Linked DNA regions of Homo sapiens: region 1 is linked to region 2. Evidence: read pairs that join two places in POLR2A ChIA-PET (ENCODE). Cell type or tissue: B cell. All regions are shown on one strand. Links, peaks and the distances in the headings refer to the core of each region. The heading gives the core; the rest is flanking DNA. Region 1 overlaps TRIM46 (tripartite motif containing 46). Region 2 holds the start of SCAMP3 (secretory carrier membrane protein 3).

Evidence for each region. Peaks named below come from ENCODE experiments on the same cell type or tissue, not always from the same donor. Only the 100,000 strongest peaks of a DNase experiment are listed, where the experiment ranks them.
Region 1: POLR2A ChIA-PET joins it to region 2 with 10 read pairs; 18 of 35 experiments call an interaction of 5 or more read pairs at or near these places.

Annotation. Positions count from the first base shown.
Region 1 is chr1:155,177,009-155,187,928 of GRCh38, forward strand. TRIM46 (tripartite motif containing 46) reads left to right here. Exons shown (of 10, transcript NM_025058.5): 4 at 1-67; 5 at 187-282; 6 at 994-1,247; 7 at 1,484-1,605; 8 at 2,624-2,926; 9 at 4,844-5,141; 10 at 6,789-7,962. The coding sequence ends at 7,182. MUC1 (mucin 1, cell surface associated) reads right to left here. Exons shown (of 12, transcript NM_001371720.2): 9 at 10,714-10,850; 10 at 10,447-10,568; 11 at 10,217-10,366; 12 at 8,816-9,201. The coding sequence ends at 9,127. Among named protein-coding and RNA genes, the nearest start is that of TRIM46, 8.6 kb to the left of the region's middle. RefSeq lists an enhancer at 7,785-8,292. In B cell, for the core only: a CTCF peak has its summit at 8,790; a DNase peak (open chromatin) is centred at 8,603; H3K27ac peaks cover 897 bases.
Region 2 is chr1:155,257,639-155,265,638 of GRCh38, forward strand. SCAMP3 (secretory carrier membrane protein 3) reads right to left here and starts at 4,722. Exons shown (of 9, transcript NM_005698.4): 1 at 4,448-4,722; 2 at 4,019-4,096; 3 at 2,899-3,021; 4 at 2,692-2,812; 5 at 1,188-1,316; 6 at 1-19. The coding sequence starts at 4,513. It overlaps CLK2 (CDC like kinase 2), which reads right to left. Exons shown (of 13, transcript NM_001294338.2): 9 at 7,007-7,136; 10 at 6,830-6,912; 11 at 6,583-6,662; 12 at 6,312-6,402; 13 at 5,230-5,762. The coding sequence ends at 5,580. In B cell, for the core only: no CTCF peak of the experiment used is centred there; a DNase peak (open chromatin) is centred at 4,763; H3K4me3 peaks cover 1,725 bases; H3K27ac peaks cover 2,220 bases.

The sequences.
Region 1 (10,920 bases), core at 2,921-10,920, 78 kb before region 2:
CCGGGTGCGGCGCACCCACAGCGGGCACAAGATCACACCAGTGCTCAGTGCCTACCAGGCCCTCAAGGTAAGGACCCCCCTTATCCAACCCTAGTGCTAACTCACACTCTTACCCTCTTGCACCTCCTCCCAACTGCTGGCTTCTGCAGAGCTGGGCTTGATGCCCACCTCTTTCTTCCCCCTCAGGACAAGCTGACAAAGAGCCTGACATACATCCTGGGAAACCAGGACACGGTACAGACCCAGATCTGTGAGCTGGAGGAGGCCGTGAGGCACACCGAGGTGAGGGAGGGCACAGAGGTAGGCCCTGGGCCCTGCCTGGGAGTAGGGGCAGGAAGGGGGTGTGGGTGATCATGACCCAATCACCTTGTTGCTAGCTCAGGAAGCCCGTGAGGTGTCCAGGTTCTGGTTAAACCAGGTTTGCAGGAACACCAGTGCCCCAGGCCAGGCTGTACCTGGGCTGCAGGAGGGGGCAGGGTGGCTATAGCTCAGGAGAGTGCTCGAAAAACCCCATGCATAGCTCAAAAAACCCCACGCGTAGCTCAGATGCTCTCAGGCTCAGGTGCCTACCGAGGATGTCACGCATTCCCAGTGCTAGAGTGAGGTGATGACTGATACCTTCTGCCAGGTTGCTTGAGCTGGCTGACATGGGGATGGACAACTAAGGATGGCATAGATGCCAGTGGACATTAATTAGTGCAGTCCAAGTGGACATTAGGGTAGCCATGGCCTCGTTCATTTGGATGAGTCACTAAGGGGCAGAGATTATGATGTGGGGTTCCGGGAAGGTTGGCACAAATGACCAGGAGTTGAGTCCATCTAGAGGTGCCTTTGCAGCCATGAGCCCAGGCCCTGTAGGAATGGGTGAGTAGGATTTCCCCAGATCCCTTGTGACCTTAGCCATGCTGTGGCATCCAAGGAGGCCAGCACAAGTGCTGCCTCCAAAAAGAAGATAGTAAGTCACGCATCCTTTGGGTGTTGCTCCCTGGGCAGGTGAGTGGTCAGCAGGCCAAGGAGGAGGTGTCGCAGCTGGTGCGGGGGCTGGGGGCTGTGCTGGAGGAGAAGCGGGCATCACTGCTTCAGGCCATTGAAGAATGCCAGCAGGAGCGGCTGGCCCGTCTCAGCGCCCAGATCCAGGAGCACCGGAGCCTGCTGGATGGCTCAGGTCTGGTGGGCTATGCCCAGGAAGTACTTAAGGAAACAGACCAGCCTTGCTTTGTGCAAGCCGCCAAGCAGCTGCACAACAGGTACTCAGGGGCATGGGCTCCTAGGGGGGCAGGGACATCATGGATGTGACCAACATCTAGGACAATGTCTACAGTACTGCCAGGTGGAGAACTGGCATTCTAAGGATTCTCATGAGGCCAAACTGATACCAGCTCCCAAAGCAGTTCCCAAGGCTCTAGGGGCAAGCAAGACAGAATTGAGGGGAAGGGAGACTGCCCACATGGCAGTGCCTGACCCTTTCTTGCCCCCATCCCAGGATTGCCCGAGCCACTGAAGCCCTCCAGACATTCCGGCCAGCTGCCAGCTCCTCCTTCCGCCATTGCCAGCTCGACGTGGGACGTGAGATGAAGCTGCTGACAGAGCTTAACTTCCTGCGAGGTAAGGAGATGGCCAGGCCCCATGCCCAACCAGAGCCTTCTTCCCTTCCTCCCCAGCAGCGGGCCCGGGGGGCAGTGCCTACCGGGGACCTCCCCGGCCTCCTGCCCGGCCTGGCCAGCCATTCCTCCCACCCAGCCCACCCTGCCACACCGTCCTACCGCGCTCAGCGCTGCTTCTCCCTCTCTTTGTTTGTAGGCTGTGGCCACCGCGGACTCTGCTCCGGAGCACCCCAGGCAAGTCAGCGGCCCTGCCCCGGGGGCCCTGCCCGCCGCCGGGCCCCCTTCCCACCCCGCTGCTCCCACGCATCTCAGCCAACCACTCATTGCTTCCTTCTCTTTCCTGCCTTGCCCCGACCTCGTGGTCCTCCCACTGGACCAATGCCCTGTCTCCCTTCTGCCTTCTTCAGGCGCTTGCGTAATCCTGGCCCTTCTGACCTTTTGTCCTTGTGACCCTTGCCCTCTGGCCTTGCACTTCCTTTCCCTTGACCTCCAACCCCTGCCCTCAGCTTTTGCTGTCCCTCTGTTGTCCCCACTTTCCACCTCGCTGCCTCCTAAATCTCTCTTCTGAGCCTGGTCCCCTTCCTTCCTGCTCAGCGCCCTCTTGCCTGTGGGCTCCAGTGGCCTTTGCCTGCCCCTCCCTGGGGCTCCTCTTAATTCATAGAATAACTGAGCTGCAAGGGCCCCCAGAACTTACCTGATCTGATACCCTCATTTGACAGGGGAGGAAACTGAGGCCCAGAAAGGGGAAGTGACTTATTCCAGGCCAGAGTGAGGTAGCAGCAGCCCAGAACTAGCACACAGGTGTCCTGACCCCCAGCCCAGCGCTTTCCTGCCTCGTTCTCTCTTGGGCCCTGCCCTACCCCTCCTGTGCCCAGTTCCCAGATGAGCCCTTCCCCAGCTCCCTCTCACCCACACTCACCCCCCCGGCTCCCGCTGCTTTCCCTTTTCCTGCCTGCCCCTGCCCTCCATGCCAGGCCAGTGGCCAGGCCCTGACTGACACCCGCTGTCTCTTCCAACAGTGCCTGAGGCCCCCGTCATTGACACCCAGCGCACCTTTGCCTATGATCAGATCTTCCTGTGCTGGCGGCTGCCCCCCCATTCACCACCTGCCTGGCACTATACCGTTGAGTTCCGGCGCACGGATGTGCCTGCTCAGCCAGGCCCCACCCGCTGGCAGCGGCGGGAGGAGGTGAGGGGCACCAGTGCCCTGCTTGAGAACCCCGACACGGGCTCTGTGTATGTGCTGCGTGTCCGCGGCTGCAACAAGGCCGGCTACGGCGAATACAGTGAAGATGTGCACCTGCACACGCCCCCGGCACCTGGTGAGTGGGCAGGCACAGGTGGTCGTGCAAAGGGCATGGGGTATGCCAGGGCCTAGGCCCTGACGGTTGGTTCCGGTGGCCGCTAGAGAGGCCATATAACATAGTAGGTCTCACACACACTAGCTCTGGAGCTAGACTGCTTGGGTTCAAATCCCAGCTCTGCCTCTTGCCAACTGTGTGGGTGGCTTCTGGCAAGTTTTTACCCTCTCTGAACTTCAGAGTCCTTTTCTGTAGGGATAACGATAATACTGGCCAGGTGCAGCGGCTCATGCCTGTAATCCTAGCACTTTGGGAGGCCAAGGAGGGAGGATTGCTTGAGGCCAGGAGTTCAAGACCAACCTGGCCAACACAGCGAGACCCGATCTCTAAAAAAATAAATAGGCCAGGCGAGGTAGCTCATGCCTGTAATCCCAGCACTTTGGGAGGCCGAGGCGGGCGGATCACAAGGTCAAGAGTTTGAGACCAGCCTGGCCAACATGGTGAAACCCCGTCTCTACTAGGAATACAAAACTTAGCCAGGCGTGGTGGTGCGTGCCTACAATTCCAGCTACTCGGGAGGCTGAGGTAGGAGAATCGCTTGAACCTGGGAGGCGGAGGTTGCAGTGAGCTGAGATCGCGCCACTGGACTCCAGCCTGGACAACAGAGCAAGACTCCGACGTCTCGGAAAAATAAATAAATAAATAAATAAATAAAGGCCAGGCAAGGTGGCTCACACCTGTAATCCCAGCACTTTGGGAGGCCAAGGTGGGTGGATCCCCTGAGGTTGGGAGTTTGAGACCAGCCTGACCAACATGGAGAAACCCCATCTCTACTAAAAATACAACATTAGCTGGGTGTGGTGGCGCATGCCTGTAATCCCAGCTACTTGGGAGGCTGAGGCAGGAGAATTGCTTGAACCCAGGAGGCGGAGGTTGCGGTGAGCCGAGATCGCGCCATTGCACTTCAGCCTGAGCAACAAGAGTGAAACTCTGTCTCAATAAATAAGTAAATAAAATACGTAAAAAATAAATTATTTTTGGCTGGGCACAGTGGCTCACGCCTGTAATCCCAGCACTTTGGGAGGCCGAGGTGGATGGATCACGAGGTCAGGCGTTCAAGACCAGCCTGGCCAACATAGTGAAACCCCGTCTCTACTAAAAATGAAAATGAAAATAATTAGCTGGGTGTGGTTGCAGGCGCCTGTAATCCCAGCTACTTGGAAGGCTGAGGCAGGAGAATGGCTTGAACCTGGGAGGCAGGGGTTGCAGTGAGCCAAGATTGCGCCACTGCACTCCAGCCTGGGGAACAGTGTGAGACTCCGTCTCAAAAACATATATATATTTTTAAAAAATGATAATGCTTACCTCATAGAGTTGCAAGAATTCAACTGGTTTGAGACGATCAATGGGAGTCTGAGTACAGTGTCCGGCTCATGGTTAGGGCTCAAGAATGTTACTAAAGTGACTAGAAAATAGTTCGGACTCCAGGGGGTGGGCATAAGAGGGAAGCCTTGCCACCCAAATAGGGGCTGGGTATAAGGGCCAGGTGTGAACCCAGAGTATGGGCTGGAAGGCACAGATTGATGGTGATGGGAATGTCACCAGGTGGAACAGAATAGTGGGAACTGTCCATGGGGCTGGCCACAAGTAAGGGGTTCGAGGGAGCCCCATGAGTCAGCCAGGTCCGGAGCACTGACTTCTGTGCCCACTGCCATCACAAAAACTCTCTGGGGTCCCACGCCCATTTGGAATGCCCCCTTCTTTTTTCCTCATGCCCCCCATTCCAGTTTCCCATGTCCTGTTCTCCTGAACCCCCTGCCTGTTCCTGGTGACTGAACCCCCTTGCAACGCGTTCCCTGTTCTGCAGTCTCACAGCCCCCAGTGCCAGTGTTTGTCCCTGAAGTTCTTGCTCCATCTCAACCCTCTCCCTCCTTCCAGTCCTGCACTTCTTCCTCGATAGCCGCTGGGGCGCAAGCCGAGAGCGGCTGGCTATCAGCAAGGACCAGCGAGCAGTACGGAGTGTTCCAGGGCTGCCCCTGCTGCTGGCTGCTGACCGGCTGCTGACCGGCTGCCACCTGAGTGTGGATGTGGTCCTGGGCGACGTGGCTGTGACCCAGGGCCGCAGCTACTGGGCCTGCGCCGTAGACCCAGCCTCCTACTTGGTCAAGGTGGGCGTCGGGCTGGAGAGCAAGCTTCAAGAAAGTTTCCAGGGTGCCCCCGATGTGATCAGCCCCAGGTCAGACCCCTCTGGAAGGGATGGGGTGTGGGGGTCCTGGTGGGAGTGAGGGGCACAGAAGGGGTGGCAAGTGGAGCACAGACTTGCTAGGGTGGGGCTGGGAGGGGATTAGGAGGAAGTAGTAGGAGCCTGGAAGCCAGGCTGGGAGGCCTGTGTCCAGGAGACGCATGGGCTCAGCAAAAGGGCTTTTGAGGACTGATTTTCAGAGCATGTCGTGTGGTCAGGGAAAGGGATGATAGAAGAGGGAGCCATCTCTGCTTCCTTCCAACCATCTGTCACTCTGGATCAACACACCATCTCTCCAAGCATCTGTGTCCTTTCTTCCTAACACTCCATTTCCAACATACCTTCTCCATAAAACCTTTGCTCTCCAAGACCTCCTTCACCCGTATCTTAAAATTCTTCCCTTAGCCGGATGCGGTGGCTCACGCCTGTAATCCCAGCACTTTGGGAGGCTGAGGCAGGCAAATCACTGGAGGTCGAGAGTTCGAGACCAGCTTGACCAACATGGAGTGACCCCATCTCTACTAAAAATACAAAAAAAATAGCTGGGCGTGGTAGCGCATGCCTGTAACCCCGGCTACTCGTGAGGCTGAGGCAGGAGAATCACTTGAACCCGGGAGGTGGAGGTTGCGGTGAGCCAAGATTGTGTCATTGCACTGCAGCCTGGGCGACAAAAGCAAAACTCCTTCTCAAAAAAAAAAAAAAAAAAATTCTTCCCTTAAACATCCCACCTCCATAACCCTCCTCTCCCCAACTCCCTGTTTTTTTTTTTTTTTGAAATGGAGTCTCGCTCTGTCGCTCAGGCTGGAGTCTAGCGGCGCGATCTCCGCTCACTGCAAGCTCCACCTCCCGGGTTCACACCATTCTCCTGCCTCAGCCTCCCGAGTAGCTGGGACTACAGGCACCCGCCACCATGCCCAGCTAATTTTTTGTATTTTTAGTAGAGACGGGCTTTCACCGTGTTAGCCAGGATGGTCTCAATCTCCTGACCTCGTGATCCGCCCACCTTGGCCTCCCAAAGTGCTGGGATTACAGGCGTGAGCCACTGTGCCTGGCCCCAACTCCCTATTTAACACCCTCCCACTAATGCTTTGCATCCTAAGCCTTCTCCCCAGCACTCTATCCCCCAACACCTTATTTCTTCAAAATGCTTTCTCCCCAACACAAACCCCTCCTAAACCCCATTGTCCCCAACCCCGCATACCTCTAACACCCTTCATTTGTGACACCAATCCACCCTCATCTCTCTCCCGACACCCACCTTCCCAACATCCTTTCTCTTCTTAGTCACTAATCTCGGATTCTTCCAATGTCCTCTAATCCTCAGAACCATCTCCCCAGCATGATTTCCCCAAGACCATTTTTCTCAATGCCTTTCCGCGGGCTATACCAATGCCATGTCTTTCCTGTCCGCCTGCCCCTCTCTTGCCAATGTGCTTTCCTCTCAGTGCTCTCTTTCCACCAAACCCAAACCCCTGACCCTATACTCTAACCCCTGCCTCTTCAGCGTTTTCTTCTCAACACCCAAAATCCATCCCTTCAACCTCTTGCTCCTTAACATTCCATCCTTCCAGCGTCTCCCTCTGGTACCTCATCCGTCACTCCATCCCTCAACAATCTCGTCCCCAACACCCGCTTCTGCAGGTACGACCCGGACAGCGGGCACGACAGCGGTGCCGAGGATGCCACAGTGGAGGCGTCGCCACCCTTCGCTTTCCTAACCATTGGCATGGGCAAGATCCTGCTGGGGTCGGGGGCAAGCTCAAACGCAGGGCTGACAGGGAGGGATGGCCCCACAGCCGGCTGCACAGTGCCCCTGCCACCCCGCCTGGGCATCTGCCTGGACTATGAGCGGGGCCGGGTTTCCTTCCTGGATGCTGTTTCCTTCCGTGGGCTCTTGGAGTGCCCCCTGGACTGCTCAGGGCCTGTGTGCCCTGCCTTTTGCTTCATCGGGGGTGGCGCAGTACAGCTCCAGGAGCCAGTGGGCACTAAGCCTGAGAGGAAAGTCACCATTGGGGGCTTCGCCAAGCTGGACTGAGCCTTCCAGGCCCCTCATGCAGACCTGGGGTCCTCCTGGGCCCTGGCCCCCAAACCTCTTGGCACCCGGTTGTTACCCCCTGGCAGCTTCTCCCCCAAACTCTCCTACCATGTGGCCCTGCTCCTTCTCCCGTGTCTGTCTTCCCACAGTTTTCTCTTGACCCAGGGGCTCTCTTCTGCCCACCTCTCTGGATGGCCCCCGTTCTCTCCATTGCTTGTTAGCCAGGCCCCCACCCCCACTGAGTCTGCCCTATGACCTGCCTTTGGCATGTTACCCAAGCCATGGAGAGAGCCCCTTCTCCATCCCTGTCCTGTGCCCCCCAGGCTGATTGGGAGGGAGGGCACCTGGAACACTGGGCATGATCTCCAGCTCTGCCCTTGCCCTGCCAAGCTCCCTGCCCTGTTGATGCTGAACTACAGCCTTGGGACAGGCAGGCTTTGGGGCTGGACGCTGTCCAGGCATTCCTGGTGAGGGGAAGGGGACCCTGTCATCCTGCTTTATTTATTTGGGTCCCAACACCCCGCAGCCGCATGCCCCTTATGTCCCTCTTCTCCCTCTTGCATGCTTTACCTGTCCCACACCCATGCCAATGTGCCAAGTCTCCCTTGGGGACCCAGCTGAGTCTGGGTGTTCCCATTGGGTTGGGCCAGGCAAGGCCTCTGGTGCCCGCTGCCGTCCCCCTGCAGTGGGCTCTGCTAGGCCTGTGCTGAGCAACAGCTGTTATTGTCATGGTTTATAAACAATAAACTGTGATGCCAGGCACATCTCTGCCTTCCCTGAGCGCAATCATTCCTGTGAGTTTCTGTGCTGGGTGTGGTAGGCGGGAGGGAGCAGGGTGCTAGGCTGTGGTTCTAGGCAGGAGCAACCAATGGATCTGGTGCCTGAGAGAGGAAGGCCCCAGGCCAGGTGCTCTAAGCCTCCTGCCACACGTGTCCTGGCCCGGCCTGAGCGCATCACAGCTGCCAGGGAACATAGCTCTCTGGCTGCTGGTGGCAGGCCCCAATCAGGGCTTCCAGGCCTGCAGCACAGGCCCTGGGGGAATGCGGTCGAGGGACAGGCAACGTGCCTGGGCCCAAAGGGGTCAGGGAACCAGAACCACTTCCCCATTCCCAGGGTGTTGTGGAGCCCACCCCAGGGGCAGCAGGCTGGTGGGGCAGCCGGGGTCAGGGAGGGGGCTGGGCCTGGTGCCAGCGCCCGGATCTGACCCAGCCTCTGCTTATCTCAACCCTGTTGACTCTGGGCTGTTATCACTGCCCAAGGATTTACTTCACACCCGGACAGCTAAGAATAGAGCCACCTGGGGGGCACCATGCCAGGGGGCAAGGAGGGCGTGGGCCAGGCGAGGAGAGGGGAGAGCCACTGGCACACAGAGCTCAGTCACGGAGCCCAGTCACGCTAGCCCTCCAAAGCCCGCCTGGGTTTCGTTTCCTCCTTCCTCTTGTGCTGCCAGGGTTAGCCAGAGGTGGCTCCTCAGGCCACCCCTACTCCCCAATGTCACCTCCTCCTCACATCTCCTGCTTCTCAAACAAACTCGCTCCTTACTGCCTCCTGGCCTCCCTGTCTCCTCCCCCAGCCCCCTCACACACATTCTGACCGCCCTGCTGCCCACGGGTCACAGATGAAAGATCAGAAGTTGGCGCAGTGGGAGACCACGTTTTATTCAGTCCAGTTCAGGATCCCCGCTATCTCAGGGCTCTCTGGGCCAGTCCTCCTGGGAGCCCCCACCACAACACTTCCCAGGCATGAGCCCTCAGGGGCCCACATGAGCTTCCACACACTGAGAAGTGTCCGAGAAATTGGTGGGGCCTCTGAAGGAGGCTGTGAGCAGCCCACCTGAACTCCCAGCTCACCAGCCCAAACAGGGTGCAGGGGCTCTGGCCCTGAAGAACCTGAGTGGAGTGGAATGGCACTGGCTGGCCACTCAGCTCAGCGGGCGACGTGCCCCTACAAGTTGGCAGAAGTGGCTGCCACTGCTGGGTTTGTGTAAGAGAGGCTGCTGCCACCATTACCTGCAGAAACCTGGGTGGAAGGAAAAGAGATCCAGGGTGAGGAGCAAAAGGTACCTCCTAGAGCCCCTGGATGCCACCCCAGGCTGGGGTAATCAGTCCAGAGTCCTGGCCAGCTCTCAAAGGGTTAATTCAGAGAGAGCACCTGCCACCCCACCAGCCAGGTGACTGTAAACAGGGCTGCCCTCCTCCCTCTGCTCTCCTTCACTCCCTCTTCTTGGCTCTAATCAGCCCCCTTGTCCCTCCATTCTCTGCTGTTCCAGCCTAAGGAGGTGTGTGTGTGTGTGTGTGTGTGTTTTGGGGGGCGGGGTGTATCTGTGTCTTTGTAAAGCCGAGAGAGGGAGGTCTCCAGGAGGAGGAAAATAGGAGCAAGAAAACTAAACTCTCTCCTCCCCCACCTGGAGTGGTTTTCCAGCCTCAGGTGGCTGCAGTAATTATTTACTAGGTCCCATAGAGAAAGACCAGGAGAGGAAGGAGGGAGCGTTCCTTGCTTCCTTGAAGCTCCCAAGAACCCCACTGGCACCCACGCTCACCTGGTCTGCTGACACTTCTTCTTCTACCTGGGAAACCTCCCCCTATGCCAGCCTTTCTCGGTCTACCCTCCATTCCTAGGAGATGATTAGGGGCACAGAGGCTCACCCCTGGGACTCCTCGGGAAGGGCTCCCCTGGGCATAGTGCTCCACCCATTTTGCCTCTGGGTGCAAAAAAGCAAAACAAAACAAAACTGCCACGGTGGCACCAGTTCAGCCAGCGCCAGCCAGCATGAATGTGGACGGCCAATGATCTTTTAGGAATTCTGGCAGTGGGGCCACTCCCTCTTGAGGGCCCCTTTCTTCCATAGTCTCCTCCCAGGCCTGTCCCCCAAAACTCCTCTGACCTCTGCCCCTCATCCTTGCCAGGCCCTCCCCTGCTCACTTCACGCCACTTCTCACCTCTTCCAAGCTCTTTGGGTTTTCCAAGTACCCCCTTCAGAATCCTTGCCCAGCCAAACCCTCTGCTTCCCCTGGCCTGTGGGGCCCAATCTCACCTTCTCATAGGGGCTACGATCGGTACTGCTAGGGGGCACATAGCGCCCATGGGTGTGGTAGGTGGGGTACTCGCTCATAGGATGGTAGGTATCCCGGGCTGGAAAGATGTCCAGCTGCCCGTAGTTCTTTCGGCGGCACTGACAGACAGCCTGGGGAGATAGGAGGTTATGGCAGGCCATGGAGTGCCTTCTACCGGGGGGCTCTGATCAGGGCCAGGGACTGCACTCACCAAGGCAATGAGATAGACAATGGCCAGCGCAACCAGAACACAGACCAGCACCAGCAGCGCGATGCCCCAGCCTGGCACCCCAGCCCCAGACTGGGCAGAGAAAGGAAATGGCACATCACTCACTAAAAGGAAAAGCAGTGGTCAGGGCAGTCTCCCAGAGGAGGCGCCCCTCCCGCTGCCAGCACTAAGGAAAGAGCGGGGACCCAGACACTGGAAGGAGAGGGGCCCCGGCATGGTGCTGGGCTGCAGCCAGGGAAGTAGCCTCACCGCTGACGTCTGAGATCGTCAGGTTATATCGAGAGGCTGCTTCCGTTTTATACTGATTGAACTGTGTCTCCACGTCGTGGACATTGATGGTACCTTCTCGGAAGGCCAGAGTCAATTGTACCACCACAGATCCTGGCCTGGTCACAGGGAAATGGGCACTTCAGCCACGGGTCCCAGCTCTGGCTCAGCACTCTTCCCCCAACCTTA
Region 2 (8,000 bases), core at 1-8,000:
AGAAGAGCCAGCGTGCTGCCTAAGGGGCAGAGGGACAGGATGAGGAGCCCTTCTGGACTGCAATGAAGGCTCCTTCCCATCTATGCTCATCCTATAATATTCACCAAACATGGCAGAGTAAGGAAATGAAGGCAGCTGCTGCCTTCATGGAATCCTCAACAGGGGAGATGGAGAAAGCAAATGTCAATAATGTGTGATCCCCTTGCAAAGACATTTTTTTTTTTGAGACGGAGTCTGGCTCTGTCGCGCAGGCTGGAGTGCAGTGGCGCAATCTCAGCTTACTGCAAGCTCCGCCTCCCCGGTTCACGCCATTCTCCTGCCTCAGCCTCCAGAGTAGCTGGGACTACAGGCGCCCGCCACCACGCCCAGCTAATTTTTTTTTTTCTTTTTTTTTTTTTGAGATGGAATCTCGCTCTGTCGCCCAGGCTGGAGTGCAGTGGCAGGATCTCGGCTCACTGCAAGCTCTGCCTCCTGGGTTCACGCCCATTCTCCTACCTCAGCCTCCTAAGTAGCTGGGACTACAGGCACCCGCCACCACGCCCGGCTAATTTTTTGTATTTGTAGTAGAGACGGGGTTTCACCGTGTTAGCCAGGATGGTCTTGATCTCCTAACCTCATGTTCTGCCCACCTGGGCCTCCCAAAGTGCTGGGATTACAGGTGTGAGCCACCGTGCCCGGCCTTTTTTTTTTTTTTTTTTTTTTTTTTTTTTTTTTTGAGATGGAGTTTTGCTCTTGTTGCCCAGGCTGGAGTGCAATGGCATGATCTTGGCTCATTGCAACCTCCACTTCCCGGGTTCAAGTGATTCTCCTGCTTCAGCCTCCTGAGTAGCTAGGATTACAGGCATGTGCCACCACGCCCAGGTAATTTTGTATTTTTAGTAGAGATGGGGTTTCTCCATGTTGATCAGGCTAGTCTCAAACTTCTGACCTCAGGTTATCCACCCACCTCAGCTTCCCAAAGTGCTGGGATTACAGGCGTATACCACTGCACCCAGCCCAAAGACATCTAAAGAATTCAAAATATATTCCTGCATATGGACAATAAAAAGTGGGGAGAGGGCAAGAACATTTGCTAGCAGGCTGGTGAGTTCTAAATAGAGGTGAAGTGTTTGGTTCTTGGTGAGCGGACCCCAGGGCAGTTAAGAGATCTACCTGTAACTTCCTCCAAAAGGCTTCTCACTACTCACACATCCAGAGGTAGTACATGGTGGATACAGTCTTCTGAAATTCTTGGGGGATCTCCATGGAGATGTCCTGGAAAAAGCAGGGCTGAACTGGACAAAAAGAAGGTAGAGGGGGCCAATTGTTCTGTCGAGCTGTAAGGCACAAAAAAACAGGTGGACCCCAGAAGTAAAACAGAGACCAACAAAGGAATCACTCCCCCTTCTCTCCATCCCTGGATCCTCTCTTTTTTTTTTTTTTTTTTTTTTGAGATAGGGTCTCTGTTGTTCAGGCTGGAAGGTAGTGGTATGATCATGGTTCACTGTAGCCTCAACCTCCTGGGCTCAAGCAACCCTCCCACCTCAGCTTTTTTTTTTTTTTTTTTTTCTCCTGAGATAGAGTTTCGCTCTTGTTGCCCAGGTTGGAGTGCAGTGGTGTGATCTTGGCTCAGTGCAATCTCCGCCTCCCGGGTTCAAGTAATTCTCCTGCCTCAGTCTCCTGAGTAGCTGGGATTATGGGCACATGCCACCACGCCCAGCTAATTTTTGTATTTTTAGTAGAGACAGGGTTTCACCATGTTGGCTGGTCCTGAACTCCTGACCTCAGGTGATCCACCCGCCTTGGCCTCCCAGAGTGCTGGGATTACAGGCATGAGCCCCGGCGCCTGGCCGTCCACCTCAGCTTCTTGAGGAGCTAGGACTACAGACAGGTACCATCATGCCCTGCTAATTTTTTTCATTAATGTTTTGGAGGCAGGATCTCACTATGTTGTCCAGGTTGGTCTCTAACTCCTGAGCTCAAGCAACCTGCCTGCCTCGGCCTCCCAAAGTGTTGGAATTACAGGCGTGAGGCACCATACCCAGCCCTGGATCCTCTCTTTTATCTCCAATTTGGGGTCCAAGGAGACAAGTGAGAGTGGAAAAATTAATACTGTTTATTATTATTTAAAACATCTAAGCACTGTACCAAGTACTTCACATATATTTTGTTTAACCTTCACAACAACCCTGTCAAACGGATGCAAACGTGGTTTTCATTTTATAAATAGGGAAACTGAGGCATTCAAGATTAAGTAACTTCCCTAAAAGCTCATGGTTAGTAAGCAGTATCTCTAAAATTCAAACTCAGCAGTCTGACTCCAGAGCCCAGGTTTGTGTTTTTTTTTTTTTTTGAGATGGAGTCTCACTCTGTCACCAGGCTGGAGTGCAGTGGCGCTATCTCGGCTCACTGCAACCTCCACCTCCCGGGTTCAAGCGATTCTCCTGCCTCAGCCTCCCGAGTAGCTGGGACTACAGGTGCGCGCCACCATGCCCAGCTAATTTTTGTGTGTGTGTATTTTTAGTAGATACAGGGTTTCACCATGTTGGCTAGGATGGTCTCGATCTCTTGACCTCGTGATCCGCCCACCTCAGCCTCCCAAAGTGCTGGGATTATAGGTGTGAGCCACCGCACCCAGCCGAGCCCAGGCCCTTAAGACCTGTTTTTGCTCCTCCCAAACTCTCAGATGCTCTTCCCCACTCTATTACTTACTAGCTGTGCCCCCCAGGGCAGCATGCTGCAGCTCTCGCTCCCTTCGGTCCAACTCCTCTGCCTTCCGGTTGAGCTCCTCCTGTTTCTTCAGCAGCTCAGCTGTGGCTGCTGCAGCTGAGGCCTGCCCAGTGTGAGCAGACGGAGATGTGAGCCCTGGGCCCCAGGACTGGCCCTTCTCCCCAGCCCTCACCTGCACACCTCCTGTACCTGAGTGCTGTATGAGCCATAGTTCTTAGGTTCTGTGGGGCTGAGCTTTCTCGAGGGCTGCAAGGAGGGAGCTGAGGGTGGAGGCAATGGGGCAGGGGCTGGAGGCTCATAGGCTGGTGGTGGCTGTTGAGGAAAAGACCTTAGTGATCATCTAGTCCCTCATAACACAGGAATCTAGAGTCTGCTTGAATACCTTTAGACCCAGAACTCATGATGTAAGGAAGCAGCCTTTCCCCCATTTGTTAGGAAGCTAGTTCTTCTGTTGAATTTCTGTCAGAGAACTCTATGATGACCTGTAGCAGCCTTATCATCCCTCATATCCAATTCCTTAGTGAGGACTCAAATCACTCATTTACCATATCTCCCCACTTAACTGTGTTTTTTTTTTTTCTTTTCTTCTGGGGATGGAGTGTGGGGTTGTCTCTCTGCCACCCAGGCTGGAGTGCAGTGGTGCAATCATCACTCATCGAAGCCTCAAACTCCTGGGCCCAAGCAGTCTTTCCATCCCAGCCTCCCAAGTAGCAAGGACTACAGGCATGTGCCACTACACCTAGCCAATTTTTAAAACGTTTCAAGAGATGGGGGTCTCGCTGTTGCCCAGGATGGTCTCCATCAAATTCCTGGGCTCAAGCAATCCTCCCACCTCAGCCTCCCAAGTGGGATTACAGGCATGCACACCATGCTTGGCTTTTTTTTTTAAGTTTTAAGTACCATGAAAACCCCTTAAATTCTTACAACTCACCATCTTCTAATCCAGTGGGACAAACAGGTGTAGTCCTCCTCATTCCTTGCTTTCAAACTGCACACCTAACCTAAACTCCAACCAGCCCCAACCTTTATTTTCTTCAAGAAAGCCTTCCCATACAGAACATTGGTTAAGGCCTTGCCAGCCTCCAGATCTTCCCAGGACTGACTTTTAGAGCTCAAACCATTTGGGTTGGTGGCCCTGGTGGCCCTAGAAGGATGAGGCATCCCATGGCTGACTAGCCTCTCTCAGGGAACTAAGATCACAGTGCCTCTTCCTTCCTGTGCATGCAGAAAAGTCCCCTGTACCCAAGCTAACTTGTCTCACTGGCAAACCCTTCCCTTCCTTGAACTCCTATGCTCTCCAGTAGCTCACCTCCCGGGTCTCAAAAGGGTTGTAGACGTCAAGCGTGGCATACTGCCGGCTGGGTCGGTGCTGGATCACAGCTGGGTCCTGAGGGCAGAGACCCGGGTCTCAGCTGGCACCCAGTGCCACCTAGGGGAATTCCCAGGGACCATTCCCAAACTGCCTGTGGCTCCAAGTACTGCACCTTCGGGGCCACGCCGTTGTCCCAGGACTGGGACAACATTTACCTCAAATCCATCATCCAACACTGCCAGCACCAGCCCATTAAGGGGCAGGGCCCGCCCCCCAGAGTGCTCACTGGTCTGGAGTCACTGTCACCCCACGTGGCGGCTCTTCCCAGGATCAAATGTCACAAATGGGGATACAAGTTAGCCCGACCCTACAGAACCGGGAAGAATCAACCTGACCGCCCAAAAGAGGCCGACTGGCGCAAGTCACCTGAAAGGGGTTGTCAAGCTCGCTGGGCTCGGCGAACGGGTTTCCGCCGTCTCTGCTCTGAGCCATGTTTGCAACTGCGGCCTCCGCGGCCCTCTGCCCTCCACGCCCCTGCCGCAGCAGTGGCGGTAGCGGTAGCCCTCAGAGTCCACTTCACTCGCCTCAGTTCGCCCCGCTTCTCTGTGCACGGATTGGTTCCACCGACCGGAAGGGCCACAAGGATCCCCGCAGCAGCCGTGGGTTGCGCCTGCGTCTTGTCCAAAAGCTAAGACGAAAGTGCCCCCACGTGATACCTCTAACCCAGTGCCCACAACCAACTACCGCCCCTCTTCCATGTGACTTCCTTCCACTAACGAACTACACTTCCCAGCAGGCCTCGCGTAGGAATCCGGCCTTCCTAGTCTCCCGAGATGGACGACGGGAGCCTTCTGACCGGTCGTGGCAATCCCCCCTAGGAGCCAGGTTGAGCACGTTTTCAACCTGAGTTTCTGGCTCTATACTGGGCCGCGGCCTAATGACTCTAGGAGTCAGATCTTTCCCAACTCTCATAATTCCACATCCGAGAAGTGCCACCTCATAACACTTCTCTGTTTTAATCTGAAAGAAATGCTGCCCCACCCATCACTACCCTCCCATATGATAAGGTGGACAGGGGAAATAAACTGGTAGCCTGGCTGTGCTTCATTTTGGAGGGTAAGGAGGACTCCCTTCATACCCAAACTCAGAAAGTTTGCCAATAGTTTCATCCCTCCACCCCAGCATTCCCAAACCTCCAACTCCAGGGATGGGGGTCAAATGAAGCACGTTATTTTATTTCACAAAGACTGTACAAAATTCCTTATAAAACATGGGGTAGATGCCACCTGGTTACCTCACTCGGCCCCCATCCAACTCCGTATGAGGGGGCAGGTGAGGGTGGAAACTGTGTGGATGGAATAGTATTATGTACAAGGCAGGGGTTGAAGTGATAGGTACAAGTTCTTTCATATTTACACTATTTCACATATTCACAGGTATATAGAGAGCCAGGAGGAAGGAGTGAACTCTGGCTCGTTCTCTTGTATAAAAAAGCACCAGTGTCCTGGACTGGACACCCACTGCTATAAAAGATGCAGGGGGGCCCAGGGCCTGATCGTCACCGACTGATATCCCGACTGGAGTCCCACAACTTGTTGGGCGGCTCAGCCCGAAGGCGGGCGAAGAAAGGATGCTGAAGGGCTTCACCCAAGGTCAGCCGCTTAGCTGGTTCATACTCTAGCATGCTTTCAATCAGATCGAAGAGCTGGTGGTGTTCCTCTGCCTCTGAGGTCAGATACCGCTGGTGGAGGAGGGCAGGAAAAAGGTGAGGCAGGATGCCTTACAAACCCTGCCTTCTTCAAGACCCTACCTTTCATTCTTGGAGAACCAAGGCTCTGCTTGCAACCAATTTGAAGGCTACCTAACCACGACCACACCAGGACCAACGTTTCTGATATTATAGCTCAACCTACCTTCCCACTAGCACAATTACTCCATAATCTTTGAAAGTTCTTTCTACTTGTATATCCTTGTCAACTTCATGAATCTTCTTTAGTTCCTCATTAAAATGTAAGCTCTTCAAAGGTAGTTTATTCTTTTCTGTCTGACCTAAAGAATCCAGGACATTGCTTTGATCTCTGGTTGTCTCAAGGTTAGGCTGTCTAACCTCCTTCCCTCCACAAAACCACTCCCTCTTATGTTTCCTCTGTTGACCAAAGATGTCTTCTTTCAGCTTTCCTCCCCTCCTTTCCTAACCCTCTGCTTGTGAAGAGCATTCCAGGGGGCAAACCACCCTAAGAAGGAAGTGACTTCTGGACGGTGGGCACTATTTATCCCGAGCCCAGCTCACCCGCAGCGGTTTGCAGTTCTCACGAACATAGCGCCCAGCTGATGTGTTCTCATCCCAATCCAGGCGACCCCGGTAAAAATATTTCTGCTTTCTAGAGGGGAAGGGGAGGTTGAGGAATCAGAAGGTCACCCTTGTTACAATTCCCTTATTTCCCCATCTGAAAGTAACTGGGGGGAGAGGAGGTATCAAAGAAAAAAGAAAATGATGTGAAATAGACCAATTCTGTGGAGAGAAAAGGAAAAGAGTTAACTAGTGCCCCCTCAAGGTTCACCTTGTCTTTCGGATCATCCGGGAAGGGATAGGACCCAAGATCCTTTCCATCATGGCTAGATGCTCTCTGTTGTCATGGGTCTGGGAAACAAAAACAGAACTGAGCATGGGACTGAAAAGGGCATGCTAAGGATCAGCTGCCAGGAAGGCAGGCAATGTGGAGAACTGAGTAGGCAGGTCCTCAGCAGAAAACAAAGGAACCAGGTAGAAGAATGCCAGGCAGTCAAGTAAGACATCCCATCACTTACCTGGAAGAGGGTGAATCCCACATAGTATTCAAAGATGATGCAGCCTATACTCCACACATCACAAGGCTGTGACCAGCCCAACTCTGGGTGAGAATGGGAGGGAAAAGGTGTTATGAGGCTTAGGTGGCCCCACCCTCACATCATCTCACACACTTGGACAGCCTTGCCCTCCCTTACCAAGGATGACTTCTGGTGCTCGGTAATGGCGAGTGGAGACAATGGTGCTATGGTGCTCATGGTCAAAGGTGGCACTGCCAAAGTCTACCACCCGCACAGCTGTGCTCTTCACACTGCGCTCATCTCGCTTCTAGGAGCAGAGGAGAAAGAGGATGAACCTCTGCACCCAGACTGAGATTCCACCAGTATTCTCTACATTGCTTCTGAGCCTTAAAAAAGGTACTGTGATCTCCTGCCTGGCCTTACAAGCCCTGGGAAATTCCTGTTTTACAGCTTCCACCACATCCAGCATAATACTTTTAGAAGTAGGGGAGCAAAAGGATTAAGAAATGATTATAGAACAGCGTGCACATCTGTAAGCATCTGAAGACTACACTCAAGTGCCAGATATATAGTTATTCTGAAAACATGTAACATGTAGCAAATGGGTTTTTCTGAAAAAATGTAACATGTAGCAAATGGGTTTTTCTGAAAAAATGTAACATGTAGCAAAGGAGTTTCTCTAAAAATATGTAACATGTAGCAAAGGGGTCAAAGGAGGGAGAGCTTCTTTAGGTCTGAGATCTCCATTATCTCCAGTTAGTCAAAGGAGCCGAGCTTTCCTACCTCACAGAAATACACATCTCAAAAAAGAAGTCCGGGCCAGGCACTGTGGCTCACACCCGTAATCCCAGCATTCTGGGAGCCCGAGACAGGCAGATCACCTGAGGTTAGGGGTTCGAGACCAGCCTGGCCAACATGGCAAAACCCCATCTCTACTAAAAACACAAAAACTAGCCAGGCGTGGTGGCGGGTGCCTGTAATCCCAGCTACTCCAGAGGCTGAGGCAGGAGAATCACTTAAACCTGGGAGGTAGAGGTTGCAGTGAGCCGAGATTATGCCACTGCACATCAGTCTGGGCAACAGAGTGAGACTCTGTCTCAAATAAATAAATAAATAAATAAATAAATAAATAAATAAAGTCCAAACCAAGAACCTTAAAAACTTTCACTCT